Linked DNA regions of Homo sapiens: region 2 is linked to region 1. A link is an interaction called in ENCODE POLR2A ChIA-PET data of the cell type or tissue named here. Cell type or tissue: HCT116. All regions are shown on one strand. Links, peaks and the distances in the headings refer to the core of each region. The heading gives the core; the rest is flanking DNA. Region 1 has its middle 56 kb from the start of MIR302CHG. Region 2 overlaps LARP7 (La ribonucleoprotein 7, transcriptional regulator).

What was found. Peaks named below come from ENCODE experiments on the same cell type or tissue, not always from the same donor. Only the 100,000 strongest peaks of a DNase experiment are listed, where the experiment ranks them.
Region 2: POLR2A ChIA-PET joins it to region 1 with 9 read pairs; 10 of 35 experiments call an interaction of 5 or more read pairs at or near these places.

Annotation. Positions count from the first base shown.
Region 1 is chr4:112,703,004-112,708,347 of GRCh38, reverse strand. It overlaps a transcript of ANK2 not described here. Among named protein-coding and RNA genes, the nearest start is that of MIR302CHG, 56 kb to the right of the region's middle. RefSeq lists a silencer at 2,521-2,815 and an enhancer at 3,046-3,745. In HCT116, for the core only: no CTCF peak of the experiment used is centred there; a DNase peak (open chromatin) is centred at 2,636; H3K4me3 peaks cover 2,344 bases.
Region 2 is chr4:112,650,660-112,656,041 of GRCh38, reverse strand. LARP7 (La ribonucleoprotein 7, transcriptional regulator) reads right to left here. Exons shown (of 13, transcript NM_016648.4): 11 at 2,806-2,965; 12 at 1,883-1,974. Among named protein-coding and RNA genes, the nearest start is that of MIR302CHG, 3.3 kb to the right of the region's middle. In HCT116, for the core only: no CTCF peak of the experiment used is centred there; no DNase peak of the experiment used is centred there.

The DNA.
Region 1 (5,344 bases), core at 1-5,000:
TCTGAATTTTTACATGGTTCAGAAAGAGTAAAACAATTCCAATTTTAATTTAATTCCAATTCAATCCAGAATTGATTTGAAAAAGAATTACTAATGAACATGGAAAAATATGTCCAGGAAACAGTGACACAGTTAAAATACAATGTGAATGGGGCCTAAAACATTTCACCACTTAGTAGAACAACACGGTTTTCCCTTCCGTTTTTCTATTTCTAATTTGCTCAAAATCACTTTCAGGCAAATGGTGATTCTGCAGCCAGAGGTTGTCAGTACTTCTGTTCCACCTGACTGGATGAATCAGGTAGACTGGAAGGACCAATAATTCCAGCAACCTATTTCTACATCCTATGCAAATTAATGCACCAATCACTAAAACAGTGCTACTGTAAGGTCATATAAATGAAAGCCTGAACAGAGGACACCAGTCAATAACTTGAATGTTGCAGCACTATGTCATTTTACACAGCTTTTAATTATGAGCTTTTCTAAATAGGGTGTCTAGTCTGCAAAATAACAATGACCTTCCACGCACATTTTTTGTATAACTATTTTTATACGTATTTTTGCTAGATCAATAAAAGTGCTTTACAGAATAAGATTTCATAGAAATGTCTGAGTGCACATATTCTGTTTATTAATAAATTAACAAATTTTACTTCCTCAATGTTTATGTATGTGTGCATACATATATATTTAGCCAAATATAAAAATAATTTTTTGCTTAAAATATGATTTATAATTGCAAATAACAATAATTTCACCTTCATTCTTGAATGCATAACTATCACAAATACAGATTTAATGATATCTGCTATCACAATTCTTCCAGAAAATAATAAAAAAAAGAATAGCTCCAAGTGCAATTAAAAATGCATTGTCATAAAATTAGAGTCCTAGATTCTACAAGGATTTAAAACCCTAACAATTTCTCTGGGACGCAGATTGCCACAAAAACTGTACACACTACTTTTTAGTCATTGCATTAAAAAATGCCCATAAACAAAGGTTGTCCCTAATATAACACTACTTACACATATTAAAATTCAAACGTGGCAAAGACCTTGTTAGGCATCAATCAATTTTACTGTCACGTTTTCATAAATCCTGGAGTCTCCTTTATTTTTCAAAATTTCCACACTACCAGGGAGAAAGACCATTCTGTTGGGCATTATTTTCCTGCACAGATAGTATTCATCAACCAATTTTAGCCCTCTTTCTAAATAGGAATCCAATTCTCTTCGGTAAAGAGGTTTCCTATTTGCAGTCAATGGATCATATTCTCACACTCATACACTACCATGAACACAGCAAGTGCACAATCGCTACTACTGTGATAACCTAAGGTGCTGGTGCTATAGTTCCTGGCAATGGTAGCCGGGGGGAAAAAATCTAGATACCAAATCACAGATCACAACCAGATGGAGTACTCCCTTGTTTTAATATTACCATACAAACAGAAAACAGGGCTTATTCAAACAGTCAAAGAAACGTGCATTCCTCCTTGCAGTGCTGGGGGAAGCTGTTTGTGTCTCTATAGACGTGGAGAGAACAGGAACACATGTTTTCTGTACTACATGGCTAATGCAGGATACAGGGCTGCAGTTGTTGGGTGAAGCTTTGCCCGAAAGTTGAGAAATGGTGAGTAACCTCTAGATGAGGTTCCTGCTCTCCTATGGGTGGAAGTAAATGCTTCCAGCAATCCTTCTCAAGGTCCTCGGGGAGTTTGGGTCTGGGGTACCTTTCCCCCAGGGGCACCCTGGTTTCTTCTAACGGTATAGCTCTGCAGTGGGTCATGTGACAGCTGGGTGTGTGCCTCTGTGCGGGGTGGGAGGGATGAGTTTGCGGGGTGCGTGTGTGTGAGTGTGCGTGCGTTCAGAAGTTACACGTCTGGTTTTGGAAGACGTGTATTTTTCTAGGGCTATCTGCGTGTGTGTCTGTATGTGTGTCTGTGTGTGAAGTGAGACTGAGAAAAGAGGTTTAGAGAATGGTCCTGGGCCGGGCGATGTAGCCAAGTTGGCTCGTGTCGGCCCCGCTCCTAGGGGAGCCGCCGCATTGGGGTTGAGGTCCCCGCCCTTGGGGGACGCGAGGACAATGGGGTGCCGGCGCCCCTCCCGCACTTTGTGCACCCACCTGACGAATCCGCGGCGGGTTCGGCGGGGTGGAGGCCCCGCCTTCCGGGGCCGGGGAGGTGGGAGAAGCCATCTTCCTGCGGCTCCGGGTTTCTTCCTCCTGTCACGCCCGGGTCTCCCGCGTCTCCTCGGTCTCCTCCGCGTCGGGCCTGCGGCCCGCGCCCGCCCGGAGTCTCCGCAGCCGCCGCGCCCCGCGGACCCGCCCCGGCTCCTGCGCCGCAGAGTGGAAGGGGCGGCTGTGCCCTCTGCTCGCCCAGCCGAAGTCCCTCCCGCGCCACCTACATCCCGGCCGGCGGACTCGGGGCCGCGGCGGGCCGGGGTCGGACGCGACCTTGGCCGCGGGGCTGGGCAAGCAGCTGCCCCTTCCCAGCGCCGCGCCCGGCGCGTGTGCTCTGAAAGTGCGAGCTGCCGGGCTTATTCTAGCGGCGGCGCCGGGAGAAAGGAGGCTGCTTCCCTAGCCGCTGCCGCTATCGCCAGGAGAGCCATGAGCTCATGGACAGCTCCCAGAAATATGTCTATATGCACCACTGACTGCCGGAGTTCGGGAGGTGGGTGGGGAGAAGGAGGCTCCTCCGCGGGCGCTCCCGCATCACTGGCGGACGTTCCCTCGGGAGGCCCCTGGCTGTTGGGGCGCGTCCAGCTCTTCCCTGCCCATCTCCACACTCACTCTCGGCTCTTTCCATTCATGCCATACACACATTTCCTATCCGCACTCACTCTCCGCTGGAGTTGTGCTAAGGCACCCACCCACCCACCCACCCACCTCTAGCCTCCACGCGCACACATTCTTTGTTCTGCCAACTACTCCCTATTGATAAGGGGGAATTCATTTACGGAGAGAACGTGGTGTGAAATGCCACCGGGACCTCAACCCCTGTCGGATGTGGGCTGATGGATGAAGTGTCCCAAACGGTGTGTCCTTCACGCTTTGGGCGTTTCCCCCTCCCTCGAGATCCAGCCTCTTCCCTTCCCACCTTCTTCACTGTAAGAAAGCATCTTCCAGCTACCGTCCAGGGTAGGGACTTGGCCCCATCCCTCACCAAGGCAGAGAGCACCTCTTTTGTAGCTCTGTGAAGAACTTAAAAGACGGACCATGTTTTGCAGACCTTTGCGCAAGGGCTGTGGCAGGAGTCATAAATCCCGCACAGGGGCCGACCTTGTTTGCCTCACTGTTTCCCAGGGGTATAGAGCTTCCATGGATATGCAAACCACCTTCCAAACCTGATGACTGTCTTTCTTCATTGGCTCAGCTGTCCTATTGAGGTGGAATTATGGCTTTTTACAGATAAAATGACCTTCCTGAGATTGTTCCCTTTCTCAGACATCATAAATTTTCCTTTCTTAAAGATTTCCGTAGAAACATACACCTACCTTCAAAAACAAAACAAAGCAAAACTTTCCTTTACCGCAGCCTCCCTTCCCTCAGCTAGTGTTCCAGTTCTGTACATCTCCTTTCAGCAAGAGCCTTTACAAAGTTTCAGTATCTCCTGTTCCTCTCTTCACGTTCTCTATTGAACGTAGTCCATTCAGGCTTTCCTCCACCTACATCACCAAACTTTCTCCTGGCAAGGTTCCCAATTACCTCCATGCTGCGAAATCTAATGATCAATTCTCAGTCCTCCTTTGGCTTGACCTCCAAATGTTAAAAAGAAAGAAAGAGAGAGAGAAAGAAAGAGAAAGAAAGAAAGGAAGGAAAGAAAGAAAGAAAGGAAAGAAAAAAAGAAGAAAGAAAGAAAGAAAGGAAAAGAAAAAGAAGAGAAGAGAAAAGAAAAGAAAAGGAAAGAAAAGAAAAAAAAAAAGAAAGCTAGCTCCCGAGCGCGGTGGCTCACTCCTCTAATCCCAGCACTTTGGGAGGCCAAGGCGGGTGGATCACAAGGTCAAGAGACTGAGACCATCCTGGCCAACATGGTGAAACCCCACCTCTACTAAAAATACAAAAATTAGCTGGGCGTGGTGGCACGTGCCTGTAATCTCAGCTACTCAGGGGGCTGAGGCAGGAGAATCACTTGAACCCGGGCAGGCGAAGGTTGCAGTGAGCCGAGATTACACCACTGCACTCCAGCCTGGAAATAGAGTGAGACATCGTCTAAAAAAAAAAAAACTATACTTTAGTTTCCTTACCTGTGAAAGGGCAATAATATTACTTACTTTGTAGGATCATTGTGAATAGCAAATGAGATAAAGTACATAGACATTGTAAATGCTCAATGTAAATACTCAATACTGTAGTCATTACTACATTATTATGTAATATTATGTAATGATATATTACATAGATATTATGTAATGATATCTACCTAAAAACAGGAGACTGAAGATAAAGATGGTTAAAAAAGAAAACCTTTATGTCATATCAGAAAATCAAGAAAAACTTAGTGAGCCAAGTAAGTACTGATAATACTGCTATGGCTCCTGAGTGCTCTGTATCATAAGTGGGCACACAGAAATCTAAATTTATGGTCTTCAATCTCTCCTGTCCTGGGGTACATAATCCAAATTAATGAAAAAATGAACATAACAATAAAAGAATAACATTTTAAATAGATAGATAATAGGTTGATATACAGATGTTGAGATTGATAGATATGGGCAGAGATACAATGCAATATTATAAGTAGGAAAGTATTTTCTTTTTTCTGTCTTTCTTTTCTTTTTTTTTTTCTTTTTTTTTTTTTAAGTAAGTGTCTCACTGCGTCACCCAGGCTGGAGTGCAGTGGCAAGATCTAGGCTCACTGCAGCCTCGACCTGCTGAACTCAAGCGATGCTCTTGTCTCAGTCCCCCAAGAAGCTGGGACCACAAGCACACACCACCATGCCCAGCTAATTTTTGTATTTTTTGTGAAAATCGGGTTTCGCCATGTTGCCCAGGCTGATCTCAAACTCTTGGGCTCAAGCCATCTGCCCACCTTGGCCTCCCAAAGTGCTAGGATTACAGGCATGAGCCACTGTGCCTGGCCAGTATTTCAATTTTTACTTTTACAGTTCTGGAGGCCAGAAGTCCAAGATCAAGGTAACAATAGGGTTGGTTCCTTCTGAGGACTTTGAGGGAGAATCTGTTCTATGCTTTTTCCTTAGCTTCTGGTGGTTTGCTGGAGAACTTTGGCATTCCTTGGCTTGTTGAGGTATGACTCAAGTCTCAGTCTCACTTGTCGCTTGCCACAACAGTGAAGAGTGCTCCAGGAAAGGCATCATTTGGGTTTACCAGGAAACTATGC
Region 2 (5,382 bases), core at 188-5,187, 52 kb after region 1:
GGGCTGTCAGGTCAGTAAGGTATTTATGTAACCTTTTGGCAGATTCACTGATGTTCTACTAGTTTTTTTTCTAAGCAATTTCCATTACTTACTAAGATGCTCCTAGTACTCCAACTACACTGGTCTTCTAGTCCCTGACAGTCTTCCCTTCCGGTCTCTGCATTTTCTTTGCTTCTGCCTGAAAAGCTATACTTCTAAACTTTACTGGGGCTTACTCGCTCACTTCCTTATGGGTCTTGGCTGTAACATAACCTTTGCAGAGAGTTTTCCAGACAACCTCAGCTGTTACAATGCTCTCCTGCAATACACTTTATTTTTCTGTCTAGCACTGGTCATCACCTAAACTATATTGTTTATCTGTTAGCTTCATGAAAGTAGGGGACTTTGTGATTCATGGCTTTACCCCAGGTTCCAAGAATGGTGCCTAACACAAGGCACTCAAAAATCATTAGCTGAATTAACTAGCAAACAAGTTGGCTAAACTAATTATGGTCTACTCCTTTTTTCCAACAAGCTTTGCACAGCACTTACTTTCTGTGTTAACCTCCGTTTCATTTCACGACAAGAGTCAACTGGCTACTTCCATAGCTACTTAACAAATTGCGTTAACGACAATCCTGACGTCATAACTGAGTTGTGTTCCAACTCAATTTAAGAACTTCCTAGTCAAAGATGAGCTCTAAATTTTTAAAATGAAAAATAAAAGGTTTATTCCTAGTTTTAAAAATATATAAAATCTAAATGAAATTTCACACCAATTAGAAGGGTATTATTTAACAAAGTGACTTCACTTCAGTTACCAGTTCTGGATTAGTGATTTTAACATTTGAATAATCTCAAACTGGCTTTGAAATTAACACCTCATATCCCTGAAAGAATCCTTGGGAAGCACAGGAGGCTTCCCCACCACAGCAAGTTCAGTCTCCTTTCAAGGAAACAAAATTCACACCTCCCCACAAATCACGATAAATTCTGGGCAATGGTAGAAGAAGGTTGATGAAAAACACTTGCTTTTTAAGTTAGTTTTTTTTTTTTTTTGTATAAATATGACCCCAAATCAACAAGCTTAGATTACAGGAAATAGGACTTTTAACTTGCTCACCTAACAAAAAAGGAAGTTCATCTTTTTCATTTTTCTTACACTTTTATAATATGCATTTCTAAATTTTGATGACTGTAGTTAATATTAGGTATTATGTACCCTACTTTGTTCCAGGCACTTTTAAAATGTACTAACCTTTACATGTATAATAATTTGTTTTAAAACTTTAAGAGACAGGGTCTTGCTATGTTGCCTAAGCTGGAAAGCAGTGGCTATTCCCAGGTGTGATTCCACTACTGATCAGACCAGTATCATTTTAAGTGACAGAAAAATAAAATTACTGAAAGAGGGGCTTGCTTTAAATTATTTAAGCTTGTTTGTATTACCTACTATCTTAGAGAAAGAGGAATAAAGCTTATCGTTGCTATAGGAAACACTATGCATAAAGTCTCTCCATCTTATCTATGGAGCCTCCTATCTTTATAAACTACATTCTGAATACATTGTGTTTTTACCATGAAGATAATCTTTCTATAATCATTTATCACCAAACTACAAGACATAGCAGCCAGATATCAAGACTGTTAAAGTATATCACTGGTTAAAAAGAAAAAATCTAAATTAAAATTATGTATCCTTGTGAGAAAAATAATTCAATTTCATACATTTTGAAATCTAGAGAAATGACTTTTCCCTCCCAACCTAAAACATAGTATATACTCAGTAAATTTTTGTTAGGTAATAGCAAAACTACGATCATTTTATGACTACCTAGTACTGACTTTGGCATTAAACGTTCAAGGAAAGTTTAGTCTAAAAAAACAAAAATGAATCAATTACCTTTTCAGTGCCTCTTTTCTTTTCCCGAGGCTGATTAAGTTTTGCCTGTCTATCAACCAAAATCTTCTGCCAATACCTTTGTTCGTGATCACCTTAAAAACAAACAAAGACTCTGATGGATGAAAAGAAGAACATATCTGAAAAACCATATTCAAGGCATTACATTCTCAATAATAGTAACTAGGACAGTTTTTGATTATATTTAATGCTACTTTACACATATTACAGAATAGAAAAAAAATAGTTAGTTTTGCCAGGTGCGGTGGCTCAAACCTCTAATCCCAGCACTTTGGGAGGGCGAGGAGGGAGGATCACCAGAGGTCAGCCTGGCCAACAAGGCAAAGCCCCTTCTCTACTAAAAATATAAAAATTGCCTGGTGCAGTGGCTCATGTCTGTAATCCCAGCACTTTGGGGGGCCAAGGCAGGCAGATCACCTGAGGTCCGGGGTTCGAGACAAGACCAGCCTGACCAACATGGAGAAACCCCGTCTCTATTAAAAATGCAAAATAGCGGGGCATGGTGGCACATGCCTGTAATCCCAGCTAACCTGGGAGGCTGAGGCAGGAGAATCACTTCAACCCGGGAGGCAGAGGTTGCAGTGAGCCGAGATCGCACCACAGCACTCCAGCCTGGGCAACAAGAGCGAAACTCTGTCTCAAAAAATAAAATAAAAATATAAAAATTAGCCGGGCGTGGTAACACACGCCTGTAATCCCAGCTACTCTGGAGGCTGAGGCAGGAGAATTGCTTGAAACTGGGAGGTGGAGGATGCGGTGAGCTGAGATCACACCACTGTACTCCAGCCTGAGCGACAGAGCAAGACCAAAAAAAAAAAACTAGTTTCATTAGCCAAACTCAGAAAATATATTACTCACAATAAGGATGATAACAAAAAAAAAAGGAAACGTCTATGAAGTTTTACCAGAAAGGATCTCGAGTTTCCAGCAGTGTTTCTTGTTAATTTCTGTATAGGCATTTATTACTGCTTGAGCATCCTCAGGAGTTTTAAATCTAGCATGGCATTCTGTATCCCCTTCTAGCAAATCAACATAAAGAACTTCTGAGATTGCTGCCAAAGTATCCTGCATTAGAGTTAAGTAGAAAGACAAATAAAATTTAAAAAGTTTCACAATAATTCTAAAACTATTCCAATGGTTATGCCAGAATATATTATGTAAATAAAGCATTTTGCAGTCTAATGAGGAGCAAATATCCTGTATCAAATATTTCCTGTAAAGCATGTTCTTAAAAATAGATTTGAATAATATCAACTCTAGTAATTTATTTTCATTTATTTTCTTGAAATCACATCCTTAAAATCTGCACTAGAATGGGAATATTCTATAAGGACAACAGATTTATAGAGCAGAAAGCAGAAATAGTGTCCCCCAACCCCCAAATCAGGAAGCGTTCACATCTGGGAGTAGTATAAGGAATAAAATTAAAAAAAAAAAAAAGGATTAAGGGAGGTTTGTTTTTACTCACCTGTAGAAAATCACTATGACTTTAAAATATGTGTACAAATCATTCCACTTTTAATAACAACTCATGAAAAACAGTTTAACCAAACCTAAAATACTAGATTTCCACATTGTTCAAGAGCTCTTACTTTCTGAAAAAAATACCTAAGTAACCTCTTCTAAACAAGTTGTGGTCACCCAGCAAGGAAAAGTTTTACCTACACTGCCTGCTGTGAGGGCAAATTAACCAGATTCCTGCATTCTTAATCAACTTTTTTTTTCACAGCAGGTTTTACAGAGTATACAATGCATTTATGCAGGAATGTTACACTAATTCCTAATTCATCAACTTCCATTCATAAAGCTAAAGAAGTAACTGGAGATTGCTAAATGGGGGGGGGGGGGAAATCTTATTTATCTTGCCTCCCTTTCGTTTTGACCTAAAATTTCAGACATAACTAATTTACATTACTTTCAGATGTTGAATTTTTAGATGTTTGAATTACGGAAAGAACTGAGCAATACCTGGAAGTATTATTTCATCATAGAATAAGAAAAGTTTATCAGTTAATAATAAAAAATATATAATAAAATCTGTGAGTTTCTAGAAGCCAGGGACTAGATCTTAACTCATCCCAACACTCAGCAACTATCACAAAACAGGCATTTAGTAACTGTTTGCCAAATTAAAAAAAAAAAAACTGCAGAGACTTACACTTGCTAGTCCTTCCCACTTCTTTACCTAGTTAATTAGTACCAAATTTAGATATAAAGCAAGTAAAAAACTCAGTATTGTTGAAATTTGAATGCATTCAGTAGTAGTAATGAGTTTTATAACTGACTTTTGAGCATATTCAATTACTACAACTCAAAAGATATATACTAAATATCCATTATAATGTCAGGCTAATCTCTTGATTTAAAACCCTTAGAATTTAAAACCCATAGAATGACAAATTAGCCTGGTAATCACATGGGCAAGTCACAGACAGTTGTAACCAACACAGCTCAGTTTTTGTTTCAGCAAAATGTAAGTAACTACTAACTGGATTAATGCAGGGATTGATTTTATGATTTTGATGATCATAAATGATGAATTTGTAATTGATAAAGTTACCCTTTAAATAACAGAAGTTATTTAATGAGTTGATTAGAAATAACTCTGAGCAATTTTTGTATTAAATGTTTTGCAATCTGATTAATCAGAGCAGTATTTACATCCCTCAATTTTCAGCTGTCTCCTGAAATGCAAGCTGGTAATAGCAATTTGGATTTGGCCAAATCCTTCACCAACATTGCAAAGAGGATCAAAATTTGTTTCTTAGTGACAGCTATAGGATTGTAGGACAGTATTTCAGATAAGGAGGGCTTACAGATAAACAAACCACCACCTCAATGGTATTCAAGTTAAAACCTGTGACTGATGAGTCTACGTAAAACCAAAACAACATACTAAGTGATGATGAATGTCAGTATAAGAAAATACTTAAAATATGTGGTATGTTACAGAGCATTTCACACTTTTTAAAAAGAAAAGGATTCACTTAAATGGGTGACAGGCAGGGTAAGGGTAAATAAGATATGGTACTCTCACCTAAAAGTATATAATTTCCCTAATAGAAAGTATTGCTACCAATGTGGTATAAAAGGCTACAGAAGATAGACTGTATAAAGCGAAAAAATTATAAACCTGTATGTACAGCAATTTGTAGCGTAAATTATATAGAAGTATGGGTTTTTTGGCACATGCGTGAAAAATTTTAAGAGGTTTTCAAAAATATTTTACTTTTCTATAATTAAAATTTTAAAGATAATCAGCACATAGGTAATACAAAAAAAATCAGTGCCAATAAAAATAAGCAAAAGTTACAATTTTCCTATAGAGAAGGATGTTTAAACTGTGCTTACATATAGATTTAGTGAGGAATTTCAGCCTCTAGATTTTGCTTCAAAATTAAACCTAAGAGTTACCATGGAATTAAAACTGTACAGTAGTTTACCATAGGGAAACAAATTCTAACTTGATTTGTTTTATCTTC